2 separate regions of the Mus musculus genome follow, and region 1 is linked to region 2. A link is a loop called in an ENCODE intact Hi-C map of the cell type or tissue named here. Cell type or tissue: heart. All regions are shown on one strand. Links, peaks and the distances in the headings refer to the core of each region. The heading gives the core; the rest is flanking DNA.

Region 1 (8,340 bases), core at 34-8,033, 340 kb before region 2:
AGATCCCGGGGACGAGAGGTTTCAGGAGGTGACAAGTTAGAGTTTAGATGCCTGATTTCTGCCTTGTACACATTCCCAGGCATACACAAGCAATTCACACACACACACACACACACATACACACACACTTGTTTGCATATATATATATATATATATATATATATATATATATACAAAACCATATTTAAGCATGCACAAACATGAATAAGGGCACAGATACAGACATGTTAACATACATAATACATATGTGGACATGCAACAAATATAGGCAGGCATATCCAAGCACCTTCACACACTCTAAGCACACGCCCTCACCCAACCAGATTCCTACCTCCTGTATGTTCACTCTACCTCCTTCCCTCAGCTCTTTTACCTTTTAATGAGCGATTTAGGATGACTTCATTGTTACCCAAGACTAAAATCAGTTGATGTTTGTCATGCTTGGCAGCTTCATCGGGGCATCAAGGACCAGATGAATAGGAGTTCAAGGGTAAAGGACACATTTTGGGGGGTGTATAGCTGTCCTTCAGAGACACGGGAAGACAGGAGGTCCTTACAACAAAGGATATGTCTCCCTTTTAGTCCATTCCTGATGCCAGCAGTGATCCAGAAACCGAGTCTTAACGCCTCATTTGTCCAGGAGTACATCTCCCCTTGAATTGCTAAATGATGCCCAGTGACACAGAGAGACCTTCACAGCAAAGGTTTCGCATCGCTTTACCTGTTAAAAGCCTCTTAGTTCATTTTAATTAAAAAAATTGTGAGCACTGTTCACCTCCTAGAGCCTCCTGGGATTTAAGAGAGAGGCTTTCCCGCCTCGACAACAGATGGGGAGGGAGGGCCAGAGTGGGGGCGAAATGAAGGGTGATGCCCAGATTTAGTTAACATAGCAGAAGGTGTTCAGTAACTGGGGTAGCGTTATTATGAGCAGGGCAGTGGTCTTCAGTACCTTTCCTCTCTGACTGAGTGGCTCTGACCTTCCAGACAGATCCTCTGGGCCACACACTCCCCTGCCTCCTCAAATGTATGGTGCTTTCTTTCCTCTCAGTTCTCACCAGCCTTCTCGCTCTGCCCTACTGTGGTTCTCACCATTGCTGCTGTGACTAATAAGACTTGACATTTATGTGAAAGATTGCTCACGTTCTTCCAAAGCCCTTTCCCAGGTATCACCTCTTTTCTGTACACAACCTTCTTAGCCCACAAGGTACACACCCACAGAATTGCCTTTCCTCTGGTAGTAAACTTGGAAGACCTTGGCATGACTGCTTTATTTGTGCTTTTTCTAGACACGCAGTCTGCCTTCCTTATTGATGCATATTTTAAAGTCTGCATTACTTACCGGCAGAGGCTAATGCATAATGCTATACTCAAAACAGCAAGCACAGGGAAACCTGGAAGGTTGTGATCTGGCTACTAAGGTGTGAGGTTTCTGGTCCTAGGTCCCTATACTCTGAGCTTTCTGATGGGGGGATAAGGTAGTTAGGTGCCTGTCCCTGGAGGGGTGCAAATGACAAGATGCTGCATCCAGTGTGGCCAGGAGAACTGATAGAGTTGTATGTTAGAGTAAATCTCTATACTTCCTGTCAGCTGTGAGACTTTCACTATATGAAAGGGTTGTGGTCTGTATGTGTGTTTGTGTGTATGGTGTGTGCATGGAGTATGTGCTGTGTGTATGATGTGTGTTTGTGTATGGGGTGTGTGTGTGTGTGGTGCTTGTGTGGTGTGTGTATAGTGTGTTTTGTATATGGGGCATGTATATGTATGATGTGTGTGGTAGGTGTGTGTGTGTATGATGTGTGTATGTGTGGTATGTGTGTGGTATGTGAGTGTCACACATGCATGAGAGCAGGCACGAACATGCCACAGCCTATGAATAGAGGTCATAGGAAACCTGAGACATCAGTCTTCACCATCAGTCTTCACCTTTCACTTTGAGACAGTCCTCTTATATTGTTCTCCAACGTGCAGTCCAGACTAGCTGGCTTGTGAGCTTTCCGGAATTCAACTAAACTGGAGTTACAAACACACTCTTCCACATCTGGCTTTATGTGGTTCTGGGAATCCGGACTTGGGTTCTCATACTCGTGTGGCTATCACTTCATCCCTGAGCCACCTCTCTAGTCTGAAACCTTGCCTTTTAAGGAAAACATTTGATGTAGTCACCTTTGCCCTTAAAGAAAGGAAGCTTTGGACCTTCATTCAGTTTTTCTTCCCTTGATAATATATAGCACCAGCCAAATTTTAAAGCAAACGCCCTGTTTGGAGCGTCGAGGCAAAGCCCTTCCAATACAGCAGAATGCCTCCCTCAGAAGCTCCAGAGTCAGCAAAGGCAAGGCAGGAGTCTTAGCTTCCCCTCCCGCCCTGGGCGGATGAGTTCGCCCTCCTCCTTCCTTCTTTCTAAACCTCCTGTGGCACTTTTAAAACCTAGGCCTCAGCACCCCCCTGGGCTCTTCCTCAAGCATCATTTGGTCTCAGAGAATGCAGACCGTTCTAATGTTAGCCTGAGGAAGCATTTCCCAAAGTGTGATTAGAGGAACACTTGCCTTAATAGGTACTTCTGGTAAAGAGGTCCTTGTGTTCAAATATTGCTGCGTGCATTCTTCCCCTTTGGAAAATTCCAGTGCATAGTAAAATTTCAGCAGAGTAAACGTTTTGAACAGTCTTGCACAAAGAGATGTGTTTCATGGTTTCAAAACCCAGAGTTTCCCAAATATATGTGATCATACCAGATTTTTTAAAACAGTGGTTTGTGTGTATATGTGCCTAAACATACATACATACGTGTGTGTGTGTGTGTGTGTGTGTGTGTGTGTGTGTGCATACTTGCTTGTGTGAGGGAGTTAATGGACATGCCTTTGGAGACTAGGGTCAACCCTATATAATGTTCCTCAGGAGACACCCACCTTGTTTCTTGAAATAGGGCTTCTCACTGAGACCTAGAGTTCCCCACATTATGATCAACAAGCACACACGACACTACAGGTGGCTCTTTATATCAGTGCTAAGAATCAAACTCAGTACCTGGTTCTTATGAGGTAAGCATTTTACCCTTTAAGATATCTCCCTAGTGCCTAGGACATTAATTTTTATTGGAGGGGCTGACCTATAGCTAGTAAGTTAGTACTTAAAATATCTGCGAAGCCGTGCTTAGGGGAAAGGCTCCTGCCATCATTCATAGTTAGGAGGACATGGTTTTATTTTCTATTGTTTGGATTGACTGGTACCCACCTGCATCTGCAGGCATCGTGACATCAATAATAGAGAACTGGCAATACCACCAGGACCTTTCATCAAAAGCAGGGCCCTGGCACATCCCTCTGGAACAGTCTTTGATGAGTGCTACTGACTTATCTTGGAGTCACTATGAATGACATTCAGGGCAGGATGACCTTGCCATTCGGGGCTGTGCCCGGGTCTCTGCAGGACTCTCCAGCAGCAGGTGTATTTCATCTCCTAGCTCCAAGGTATTTGTCCTGCAGCACCTGGTGTGGAGCGATAATTCCTGCCACGGGGATGCTCCTGGTGAGCCACTTGGCAGGAGCCTGGGGCTCAGAGGCTCTCTTCACAAATCTCTAAATCAACTGGCCATGCAGATGCTGGAGCAGCAGCAGCTGTTTCTGAGGCAGAGGCCATTCATCTTCTGCCTTTTAATCTCTTGTTTGTGGGGATCCTGGAAGAGTGCAGGTCTCTGCCACCACACATTGTATGCCTGGGTGCTCACCAAGATTCATCCAGACTATATAATTGCTAGATGCTCTCAGGAAGCCAACACGTGGGTGGCAAGGATCTTTCTTTCATGAAAGGGCTTAGAGGCATGAGGATTCTATTTTAAAGAGCTTAGGAAATGCTGGGGTCCTGATCGATGCTTTCCATGGCCTGAACTCAGTACAAACAAGGGACTTATTGTACTTAGTCTAAGTCCTATACTAAGAGTGGAGGAAGATTTGGGGGCTAAAGTAGAGGACACTGAATCAGGGATTCTGGAAAGGTAATGCTATTGATACATAGAGAAGGCTTTAACTAGAGGCTCTTGTTCACCCCGAGAATCTCTAGCCTCCTGAGAACTGCTAGGTAACTGTGATGTGAATAGAAAGGGAGCCGCACCTATGTGGTAAGTGGATCAGCGAAGAGAACGCAGTATCTGTTTATATTATGGAGGATGCTCTGACAGTATAAACGAAAGGCATTTTCAGTCTGTGGAAATGGGCTTGGAAGACTGAGGGTTTTAGAAAGGGGATGAAGCACAGACACAATGCAGATGGGAAACACAGGGGTGCATTACTGGCTGTGGATGTCGGGGTAGCTAGTCAGGTCTGGACTCATCTGTCCGTGGTCCTCTGCTACTACCCACTTGGAGTCATCCCCTCCCTCTGATCCTTTGGTCCTGATCTATATACCAGCCCTGGTTCCCAGGAGTCTTTCTAGACCTCAGTGCCTGGAGATAGTACTAATCCATGGGAAAGCTCCTGTCTGGCCTCTGTCACAGTCCCTCTGACTTCTGTCACCTTTGGCATCTCTTTCCTCAAGATGACCTGTGAACTGCTTTCCCCTAGAGCCATGGGGTTTGAGGTCAAGGTCCTTACAGACTCCACACAACCTGTTTGCACCATTTAAGCATCGTTTTGGAACTCTGTGTCTTCCTTTTGGAACTTAGACATTGCAACTCAGAGAAAGGCCTTATTTGAAAAAACTTGAGTGGCAAATGTGTGTACATTTAAATAAATAAGAAAGAAGTACTCTGGTCCCTGGGAGTGCCCTTAAATCCTGGCAATGACTATAGTTATCTGTAAAAAGCCGCACTGAGAGCAACACTGCTGGATATAGCACACTCCACATAGACTGCTGACACTGCCTTCCTTGCTTCATATCAAGTACATCAGTCCCGCCATCAGAGGTCCTCAGCACTTCATGAACTGAACACAAGGGAAGTTAGCCTCCAGCAGGCAGGTCCTACTGTTTCAAGTGGTAAGCAATAGGATGTTCTTGGAGATGTGTTCTGTCAACACACACACACACACACACACACACACACACACACCTTACTACATATTCCATAATTCCATACATATATACACATATATCAAAACACAATACATACACATACCACATAAACCACACACAACACAACATTCAATACACACTGTCACACATACTGCATACACACATACACACACTAAACATACATACCATACCACACACACCACACCATACACATACTACATACACACACAAACATATATATTACACATGCTCACATACATACATATATACATCACATACATATATACACACCATTCACATATGTATACCACCCATATATGTAAGAAAACATGCATACAACACACACACCACACATACACCACTCACCACACACACACATGCACACACACCACATATATACATACCGTTCATACTACATACACTATACACACACATCTACCATACCACACACACTGGTGGGTGTGGCTATTGGCTTCTTTCTGGCCCCACTTCATTTGACTATTGCTGGCTTGGATTTCGATGCAGAGCGGTTCAGTCTAGATGCACAGCTATTATCTCTGTGAACTGGATAATCTTAACTTTGAGCTTTAGTCACTGATTACATGGGAAACTACTTCCCTGGTGACTTCAAACTCCCATTCTAATTGCAAGAACACAGAGCGACCGATCTGGGGATGAGGCGAAGCCTGCAGTTGCATTCATTGTGCCTGCAGTTGAACACATCATGTCTGCAGCTGCACACATTGTGTCTGCAGGTGTTCTTTATTATCCCATTGCCTCGATTCCCCTTGTTCTCTTTCCTGCTAGCTCACTTTACACCACCACCTTTATTCTCAGGCCCAACTGGGTAAACTGAAGCCCTTTTTCACCCTCCAGTGACTCATTTGGGAGGACTACACCTCTCATGAACTTCACTAGATTAAAAACTTAAATCTGTCTCTTGTTCATAGGTGGCTTATTCATTATTTTGAACCTGACCAGTAGGGGGAAAAAGTCCTTAAAGACGTAACTGTGTTTATAAATCTAACAAATTCTCTTGGGCGACTCATTGGAAAGAATCCTTTGACTGGGTAACTATAAATTAACCCAAAACACTGTGATTAAATTCCTTAAGAAACGCTTCTGGGTGTAAATATTAGGGGAAAAGCAGTTGCAAGATGTCTCCAGTTTTGCAGACCTGCATGTAGCTGCCTGTCCTAAAGGATGCCCTCTGAGCAGGGGAAAAGCTGGGCAAAGCTCAGCCCAGCCTCCAGGGTGTCCCTGCAGCCACGGGGTGACTTACTCTCCAGGTGGAGCAGCAGGGATGATTTGATGGAAGGGACTTTTCATTGCAACTGTTCTCCCAGCAAAGCTCCTCTCTGGGGACCTCAGACTGGCACCTTTCACCATTGTTAAATTCACTTAAGATAAAAGCGACACCAGGCAAACGACAAGGGAAGAGCCATTAAGGGCTGAGTGTAAGCCTTGACTGACAGGCAGGCTCTCCAAAATGCTCAGCTGCCAGCCTGGCTCCAGCTGAATCACTAACGTGAATGCTGTCCCTAGCCAGTGCTTGACAAACAGGCAGGGCCCAGGCCAAGCCTACAGGACCTCCGTCCATTATTCCCACAGCCTTAGCCTCTGAGAACAGCCACCCACACTCCATCAGCTACATCATCTGCAACCACCTGGAAAGAGGGGACTCCTGCCTGCAAAATGAGACCCTATCTTCTGCCTGCTTTCAGGTCAGTGCCTGCGGGTAGCAAGCCATGGATTATGGAGCTCCAATTCCCTCACTGTGTAGCTGAGAGTGTGAAGATTGGACTCAAGTCATAGAGAATGCATAGACTGTCAGGTCTCTCTCTTAGTCTGTTCTCTCCTGTGAGTACAGAATTGTGTTGATTGTCATGTCTTTTCTTGAGCCTGGGCACGAGGCCATCCATTTGTTGAGATATGCCAGCATACAACCCGGTTAATGTAGAAGCTCTGGAGCATGGAGGTAACAGCAGGTACCTAACCTGCTAAACATTTTCTTTTGGAAAATCATCATTATCATCCTCTTCCTCTTCGTCATTGTCATCATCATCCACAAGGTTTAACTATGCAGCCCAGGATAACCTGGAACCTGTAATGTTCATACCTCCATCTTCAGAGTCCTGGGACTACAGACACATCAACATGCCTTACAATTGTGAGAAGATTTATTAAGGTAACTGTTACCATTGGAAGTTTCTGGAAAAATATTCAAATAGAAGCCCACACACAAAAAAAAATTGCTATCACACAGTAAGTCCACGGTTGAAATTTACAGTTTCTCCAAAGTGCAGTGACTTCTAATGTTTATTGGTTCCTTCTCCAGCTTTGCCACATCTTATCTGTGTGACCTGGAGAAAGTCGCTTAACCTTTCTGCAATTTCATGTCTGCATCTTTAAAATCAAGTACAGGACCTCCTTCCTGGAGTTACTGTGAACATTAAATGAGTTTGAAATATAAAACTCAGGCTGGAGGATAGCTCACTCTCTAAATTGTTTGCTGTATAAGCAAGAAGAACCCCAGGGCCTCATGCAGGGGAAAAAATAAGATGGGCATGGTGACAATCATATGCTTGTAAACTCCAAACTGGAGACATGTCCCTAGGGCTTGCTCACCATTTAACATAGCCTACTTAATTGAAGAATTTCAGTGAGTATCTCAAATAATAAGGTGTATGTTGGTTGACATCTGTGAACAACACCAAAGGTTGACTGCTGACCTCCACTGGCTTAAGCACACGCCCATGCCCACAGAAACATGCATGTCATGCGTGCGCGTGCGCGTGCGCGCGCACACACACACACACACACACACACACACCATGAAGCCAAGCACACCATAAATAATATATATTTAAGTCTTGTTGTACACCATTTTCCACCCTGTCTTCGGCCTTAATTGCAGTTCCAATCTAACGCTGCTTCCTCTCTCCGTGGTATTTTGAGCCTAGAGATGAACCTACACTGCTTGGCAGTGCTTTTGGCTGCCACTTCAGCATCAGGGGCCCATTGTAGCTGATGGTCATATCATACATCCTTGCTCTTGATTGCAAAGAATTCTGAAATATCAAGGGAGGAGGTTGAAATCTCCTGCAACAGATTTGTGTATACAACTTGAGACAGATTCTTGCCCAGTTACTCACCCTGGATTCAGCTCTAGGTGTGTCCTGAAATGTTGGCGTGTCTCATATAAGCTTAGAAACACAAATCTCTTTCACTCTAGTTTCTTCATTATGTGCTGCCTCCATCCATAAGATGACCCCTTTGGAAGCATAAGTATCCTGCATTGGTGAGGCTGTGGATGGAGCTGGGGAGGGTAGGCTGGAC
Region 2 (8,340 bases), core at 214-8,213:
TCACATTATGGCTCTTGTGCGCACACGGCTTATTTGCAGGTGTTGAAATTCAATTATTTACAATTAGGACCTTGCACCCACTGGGGAAAAAATAAATACAATTTTGCCTTTTAGATTAGTGATTTACCTGTGGTTGTGCATGTTTGTACTGGGAATGCACTTGAGGGACAGAACAATGCCCTTCCTTCTAGTTTACTATAGACTCACTTAGCAGAATGATATTGTTTTGGAAACAAAATACTGATGTTATCAGCTACTAGCTAAGGGAATTCTGTTTACTAACTAAATGTATGTGTAAAGATAAGCAGAAACCCCCGGGCACTCAAAACACATTCAATTCTTTTTCAATCAGTTTTAAAGTTAAAAAACAAAACAAACCAAAAGAAAAAACAAAACAAAACAAAACAAAAAAAAACAAAAAAACAAAAAAAAACAAAAACAAAACCCCACATCCTCCAGAGAGGCAGGGATCGCATCACAAACATGCTCTGTACAATTGTAACAGGGGAATAGTAAACTCGAAATTCAAACCGTACATACACACAGCATCTAAAATAGTTATGGCTTACTTTCTGAATTAACAAATATGCACTTCAAATGTAGAACTAGTAAGAAAGAAAAAGAGCTTAATAGTCTAAGTAGTTACATTTTTTCAAGAAAAAAAAAAGGTGGGGGGTTAGCAACCTAGTTCTCAGAAGGGGTTAAAAAACAGAATGTTCAATGTATTTAAGATCTTTTCTGGGTCTTTAAAAATACTTCCCACTAGTCTTTTTTTTTTTTTTTTTTTTTCACACACAGGCCCAAATGCAAAGAATTGGCAGCTCATCTAGAAGCTTTGCCTCCCCACGCTACACAAATGGGGTTAGAGAGAGACAACTGGATTTTTCCCCATCCCCAAACTGCATCTGATCTTTCTCAGCATCTAGGCCATTAAAGGGGATACCCGCTGAGAAGAGTTTGTCGTCAGTTTCACAAAAAAGAGAGAGCAGAAAAGTAGTGAGGACCCACGTTCACTGGCCTCTTCCACTTCAAGAACTTGTGATCAAGCCAGTTGATCAGTGGTGTCTGAGTGTATTTTTCTGGAACAATGTTATGGAGGAATCTGTTCCAATTCAAGAGAGAGTTGCCAGTGGGGAGCCTCTCGTTTGTCATACCCATTAGCTTTTCTTCAGATAATAACATTGGAAAAGAGGACCAATTAATTTTTCAAAAAATCTCCCCCCCCCCATTAAAAGCATGAAAATAGTTGGGGGGGGGTCCTTAACAGTCTCGAGTTTTTCAGGCATCCTAAGCCTTAGCATTTCAGTTTACATGTTCCATGTGTTCGCAGCTAAAATGAATGTAATTCATAGCATGCGTGCTCTTAGCTGCTTCCTCTTACTTTCTCAAGGCTGTGTTTCTCTTACATAAAATCCACATTACTTGTTAACCATATAACTAAGTCACATAAGGTTTAGTCACTCTGTAATATGTTTAAAAGAATTCCAAAGCAAAATAAAAAAGTACTCAGAGATTTAACAGAGCTGAGCAATTGTGTGGACATATGTGGCCATTAGATTTTTTTTTTTTAAATCCTTCCTAACTGAGTTGGGCCTTGGGCAAGCTGTTAGTGGCTTTGCCACTTAACCTGTGTTTTCATTTTGAAAGAGGACTTGCTGTAAAAAATCCTAAAGTGGAGAACTATGTATACCTGGTGGTGGTTCAGTTAAGGAAGTCCCAGTTTCATAATTATGTTTCTTCATACCCTGCCCTACTGAAATACAAATGAAGCCACCAGTTTCCATTTCAATTTAGGAGTACTCTTAGTGATCCTGGAAGAGGCATGGGGTAGAAAATATGGTTGGTATTTGTTCCCACCCCTTTATAAAGGACCACACATAGGCGCCTCTGTCCTGTGAGAACAGCAAGTCAAATAAGAGACAATAAAGTTAAACTAAAAATCGGAGTCTCTTAAAACTAACAAACAGCCCTCAAAAGCAAAATTGTCTTTCCTTTCTTCCCATTTCCTTTTTCTAAAAACAGAATGGAGTGATGGCAAGGTATTTTCTTAGTATCTGACATCTACTAACACAGAGCTACCTTGCTTTTTGTGTTTGTTTGTTTGTTTATTTTGAGTGGGGAGTGAGGAAAAAAAGACCAAATAATTATTATTATTATTATTATTATTATTACGGAAGGGTAAGTGAAGAAGAAAAAAAAATCAAACTTGCTGAATTAGCTTAGGAGTCAGCGGGATCTGCAAATAAAGTGTTCTTGGGACATTTTTTTTTATTTTGTCATGTTCCGAAGTCCCTCAACTACCGAAGGCATGGAATGCGGCTCGGAACTTGACAATTCTGCCTCCTTCATACACTTTTTTAAAGCTGTAAAAAAGTGCCGAGGGCCGCTTTCGGATTAGTTGGCAGTATTTTCGGCGTGGCTGCGTGTTTTTGTGCATTCATACAAATACCTCTAACAGACACACTCGCACAACATCTATCTACACACAGCCATATCTCAGCACGGGCGATCACACTTTCGATAACAACGCTTCTTTAAATTTTACTCCTCCGCCATAGAGTTGTTTGTCAAAATGAGAAAAGAAACAACATTTTAGAAGAAAGCGCTGTGGTGATTCGGTTCCCATTGTTTCCCCCTGCGAGAGGGAGGGAAAAAAAAAAAAACAAGAAAGGCAAAGAAAAGCCTCCATCTCACCTGGCCTGCGCTTCATCCAAACTCTGGTCTGTGATGGTCATAATTTGCTGTAAAATGTCCCCGATGTCCTGCTTCCTCCCGCCCTCCCCCTCGGTCCCTCCGGCCCCATCCTGCAAGTGCTGGGACAGGCCGGGGTGTCCGGCCATCCCGACCCCAGCGTGGGAATGCATCAGCCTCGGCTGCTCGTCCATCTCTGAAGGCTCCGGCAGCCCCGGCTCTTCCTCTTCGGCTCCTCGGATCGGCGCCTGGGAAGCACCGAGGCTTTTTATCCTTCAAGCTGTCTTCAAATCCTTTTCAGGATAAACAGGGACCAGGGTTTTAAAAAAAGAAGAAGAAGACCAAAAGGGGAAAAAAAAAATCTCTTTGCCTCTTTAGAGGATGGTGGGAGGATGGGGAGGGGGAGGGGGGCGTGAAGGGGTTGCGGGGTGAGGGTGGGGATAAGGGCTGGTGGGGAAGGGTGTTGACTCCAAAAAAGCAAGAAAAATAAACCACCTTCCCACTTGGCGAAAAGAAATCAGAGCCGCCTTTGGGTTTTTCAGTCCGATCTCCTTTGCAAGGCAGAAATGGGCTCCCGGCGCTTAAATCTGTGGCTTAATCCTTTTGCAAATATGCATTGATCGGGAGAAAGGAGAGGAAGGCAGGGGGATTGCAATGCAAACTTTCCCCCCCACCCCCCGCTGCCCCCCACCCCCACTCCGGGCCAGAGTGATCTCAAAGGGGGTGGGCTGTAGCAGAAGCCAGATCACCCCCAGCCGTGGCGGCAGGCAAAGCCCAAGCTCTTTCCTCCTCCGTGTCTCTGCAAACTCCAGCAGCCCCGTCAGCCTCCTGCTTTTGTTTAGCCCAGGCTCAGGACTCCAGAAACATATACAGAAAAACCACAGCCTGAGAGGAGGAGGAGGAGGAGGAGGAGAAGGAGGAGGAGGAGGTGGAGGAGGAGAAGGAGGAGGAGGAGGAGAAGGAGGAGGAGGAGGAGAAGGAGGAGAGGGGAGGGGGCCGAGGGAAGGGGGGAGGGAGCGGAGAGGCCAGGAGGCGGGGGTCAGAGGAGGGAGGAGGGCTCTTGAGCCCCGCCCCCTTCTATGATTGGCTAGTCCTGAAAGTGGGCTCCTCCTCCCCCTACTTTCCACCCAGCGTCTCCTCCTCGGCCTCCTTCAGCTCCTCCTAGCCCGGGAGTCTTGTCAATCAGAGTTCAGAGGTGGGCCGGGAAGGAGGCGGAGCTATGACCCAGTCTCCAGTTCTTAAAGGCGCAGAGAGACCTTAGCTTCAGCTCTTGTCTGCTTCTCTTAGGCTCCGTCCTTGAGGGAAACGTGGCTCCACTTAAACGCAAGACTGTAAAATTAACACGAAAGCACACAGACGGTGTGGATCCCTCCGCCCCACCCCTCGTTCGTCTACGCGGTGACGCTGCGGTAGTAAACTTGATTCTCTGAAATCCTTAGACCTCAGGGAAACTGTTGAAAGCAAAACTTTGTTATATGACGTAGTTAGTAAATAAAATCGGGCTGCTAAGATAATGAATAATAGATCAAAGTCTAGGTAGTGGATAATTTGCAAATCCTCAACTCTATGCCAGCAAAGAGAATATAAATTGTCATTTTTGTGGCATAAACAGTAGCTGAAGTGTGGACTTTGAGGAATAAAACTCGAGAAAAATACTAATAAATAAGTTTACCAAAAAAACCGAATTCAACATTTCTCTTCCCCCTGAGGGAAGTTGGTTATTTGGCTTAAACACTTAATAAGGGATTGCATTATCACAGTCTGGTTCTAGTTTTTAATATAGTCTAATAAGCATTAATAACAGGGAGAAGAAGGAAACTGACATTTATTGAATGCCTACTATGCACAAAGTAATTTACTTGAGTTATTGTATTTAATCCCCAAGACATCTCTGTGAATTATGGATTATTATTCTCATTTCACAGAGAGGAAACTCAAAAAGGTTAAAGAATTTGTTCAAAGTCCATAGTTATAAAGTATCAAAGCTAGAATTCATACCCAAGTTTGGGTGGATTCTTAGCAGGCCTCACACTTAACAGCTCCATGTGAATGTGGTAAAAGTTACTTGCATGTCTGTTGCTTGTCTAGCTTGCAAACAGACTTAAGACTTAGAAGAACAGATCTTAAAACAAGAAGGCTGGGATTAGAAGTAAAAGGAAGTAAATGAATTAAGAGAAGCCAATAAGGAGTTAGAGCCGGGGTAAATCCACACATTTACCTTTATTTTCCTTTATTCCAACCAACAGTAGAACCTGATTGGGCACTTGGTCTGAATACCCATAAGATAAAATAACACTCTCGTCATTTAGAAAAATTCTGGACTTCTTGGGACTATTCTTCTGTGTAGCCATCAACCCTTTTCTGGCGTAGATATAGTGCCAAAGGAGCCACTGCCAGCCTCAGTGGCACCAATCAGCAGAATGGGAAGCAGCCACCTAGCCAAGCACTTGGAGATCCTCAAATAGAATTTTATCTTTTTCATCAATCATTATGCAAACATTTGGCAAGATAAGGGGCCCTGAGGGAAGCACTTCAAAGCAGCTCTTAGCATGCTCATTGGCACCACTGGTAAAAGGGCATGCAATAATGCGTATTAACTGTACTGACAAATCCATATTACTTAATAAAAATGGCTTTATTCACACACATATCTCAACTTGTAAACTCTTGGTTTAATCAACACTTATCAGAAGTTGAGTAAAACTATGTACTTAAGTCACATGTCAATCTCGGCCCATGTGGGCCAAGACATAAATCCCTTGTCTCTTACAACATGAGGTAGGAGCAGAGCCTATAAAGAAATCAGTTTTGAAGCAATTGGTTCTGAGTCGTGAATCTCATAAAGTGTTGCCAGGTCAAGTATTAAGAGAGGTATCAGTAATACCATAAGATCATTATCATTGAGGCTCAATTTTGCTATGGGAATTAAGGATGTGTACAATATTAATAGAACAAATAACTAATATTTATTGCTTACCATGGTATTTTTCCTGTTCAAGGTACTTAGGTCACTACAACTCATTGGTCTCAATTCTTATGCTTTAAACTGTGACTCTATACTGTTGCCCAAATAAATTACAATATAAATAATCGGTACACTAGAAAAAGCACACACTGCAGAAGAGATGAAAGAAAGTGAAGATCCACTTAGAGTAAGCGCAAGTGGGCTTTGAGGCAGTTTGAAGGACAGATTGGTTCTGGAAGGCGGGCGGGGTTCACAGAGGCTTCAGGGTGTGGACACAGTGGAACTAACTTTAAGGAGGTGTGACTGCCCAGGCAGCGTTGTGCTTTCTCCCATGGAAAACTGAGGTCACATGAGTGACTGCTTCAAGCATGGGAGCAGGAGGCATGGCTAGTTATACAGTTGTCCAAAACTAGCAGGTCAATGACTCAGGCTGCACAAATCGTCTGAGAAGGGGAGACCAGGTTAAATCCCATCAGCCAAAAGGCAATAGAAACCGGAAGGCAAGGACAAGGTTGAGATGGTATCAGGATGGTACCACTGTGAGAGCCGACTTGGTGTGAGGGAGAAAGATAAAGGAAATGGCTTCCAGTGTGGAATAGTGCAGCATTGATACAGTCATAATTATAGCTGTGGATACAATGTATCCGGGGCTGATACATTAGCACTTCATTTGACTCGTTTAACACCCAATTTAAACACCTTCCTAGTCTATGGTAAAGAAGCAAACTTCCTTAAATTCCTAGACAAGTACAGACTAGCATCACTCAGTGACTGGCTAGGATTTAGTCCATCCTTCTGTGGATGTTTTGTTGTATGGACATGGATTGTACTGAACGTACGAAACTGTTCTGTCACTAGATTGTACGATTTTGTGTGAACATCTCTATATCCTGCCTTCTGACCTTATTTTTTAATGCAAATAAAGGAAGTCAAAGGGAGAAAACACCTTAGGTGAAATAAAATGTCTAGGCTTACATTAGGGAAGTTATAAAAGTAGGTTCTGAGGAAAAAAAAATCCTACGTGCAATTTCTCAACTTTATGAAGCATAACAGAAGATGGATACTAGTTTTTATTCCTTTCTTATCTGGACAATATTTTCCTTATAATCTCGCTGTTCTATAAATGTGTGCTGGAAGAATTCATAACTCTGGTGACCATGCTGAACATCAGAGGAGCTGAGGCCTGCTGAGTCCTGCTTTCCGGATGTGAGTCACTATCAAAATTTTACCAAGTAACAAAGCAGCTTTCTCTTCGTCTAACCTAATTCTAATGCGCCACAGAGTCATCCCACCATGCTGACCTCTGTGGCAAGACTAGGTGACACTACGGGTTCTCTTTCAAACTTCTTCAAACATAGTAGGACACAGTTCTCTTCACTGAAGGGAAAAGAACATGGTGTGGGGCATGAGTGAAAGGACCCCACTCCATTTCCTGGTAAACGAGGACTTGGATCTGTTGGCATGTTCAGAGACAGATTCACAACCACACACATGGTTCTATTTTCTAAGAAATACCTTTTTAAATTTTTTATTCAGGATTAGTTCCCAGACTGTCAATGGCTCATTAGAAGTAGCTACTGAATGATAGTCAATATACTATCAATGTTAGGACTAAACGGCCAACAGTTCAGACCCTGGAATGCCAATCAAAGGTGTAGGGAAGCATTGATGCTTTACATCATCATGGTCATTGTCATATTCTTTAAGGCATTGGGAACATAGTAATGAAGAGACAGACTGGATTCTTTCACTTGCACTCTAATGTGTGAATAAGGAAGCACACAAGCCCAGAGATGCATACATTTTGTGGATAAGACGAATCAGTCTAATGATCAAGGAAGTAGAGCCACCTTCAGAGCTCAGCTTTGAATAGGAAGAGAGTTGGATGCAAAGACTGTAAGGTGGTGAACGGCTTTGAGAGAACAGCATCAGGAAACAGCAGGATAGATACATGTATGCACTCATAGAGGCTATGACAGTATGAAGAAGGCCAGTACAAGCCCAAAGCAGATAGAGTTCCTCCCAGAAAAAAGGCTGGTAGGTGGGCACAAAGTCCCACCCTTAGACAAGAAGTTTTTTGAAAATAATATCTGCTGGGAGGGGGAAATCAGTTTTATTCATGGAGTAACACTGGGTGTATCAACAATATGCCAGTGCAGGACCCGTGCTCAGAAATTGCCCAGCACAAATTGGCCTGTATGTTTTTAGTGTCTTTTCTGTTGTTGTTAAGAGAGAGAAAGAACATGAAGCTGGTTGGATAGCAGAGGAGAAGAGCTAGGAAAAAGTTGGAGATGGCAACAGAATATGATTAAAACGATACCATATGACATTCTCAAAGAATTAAAAACAAATTTTTAAATAAATAGTCTTTTTCCAAGCTGTCCATAGATTTGGTTTTGAACAATGAGATGATGCAGAGACAAGTATGCAGAGATGATGCAGAGATGCTGGGGATGGGAGATGTGGAACCAGGAGAGAGCTACTGCTAAGAACCTCTTCTGGGATGAGCTGAAGGAAGGAGAGTGAAAAGGAAGCAGGAATGTGGCTTTTGAGATGAGACAGCATACGGAATTCAGTGCTGAGCCACGTGATAGAGTTAGGATTTTATTCTAACTGCTTTTGAAGTTCACAGAGGATGCTAACCAGGGATCTGACATCCAACTTTGACCTGACAAATGTTTTAT

What was found. Peaks named below come from ENCODE experiments on the same cell type or tissue, not always from the same donor. Only the 100,000 strongest peaks of a DNase experiment are listed, where the experiment ranks them.
Region 1: a loop joins it to region 2, with 1.9 times the contacts of the local background. A loop is called at or near these places in 5 of 42 quality-filtered maps.

What each region holds. Positions count from the first base shown.
Region 1 is chr1:168,088,359-168,096,698 of GRCm38, forward strand. No RefSeq gene overlaps it. Among named protein-coding and RNA genes, the nearest start is that of Gm51671, 250 kb to the right of the region's middle. In heart, for the core only: a CTCF peak has its summit at 4,893; no DNase peak of the experiment used is centred there; H3K27me3 peaks cover 354 bases.
Region 2 is chr1:168,428,620-168,436,959 of GRCm38, forward strand. Pbx1 (pre B cell leukemia homeobox 1) reads right to left here and starts at 3,550. Exons shown (of 9, transcript NM_183355.3): 1 at 2,695-3,550. The coding sequence starts at 2,885. In heart, for the core only: no CTCF peak of the experiment used is centred there; DNase peaks (open chromatin) are centred at 2,862 and 3,872; H3K4me3 peaks cover 4,224 bases; H3K27ac peaks cover 4,114 bases.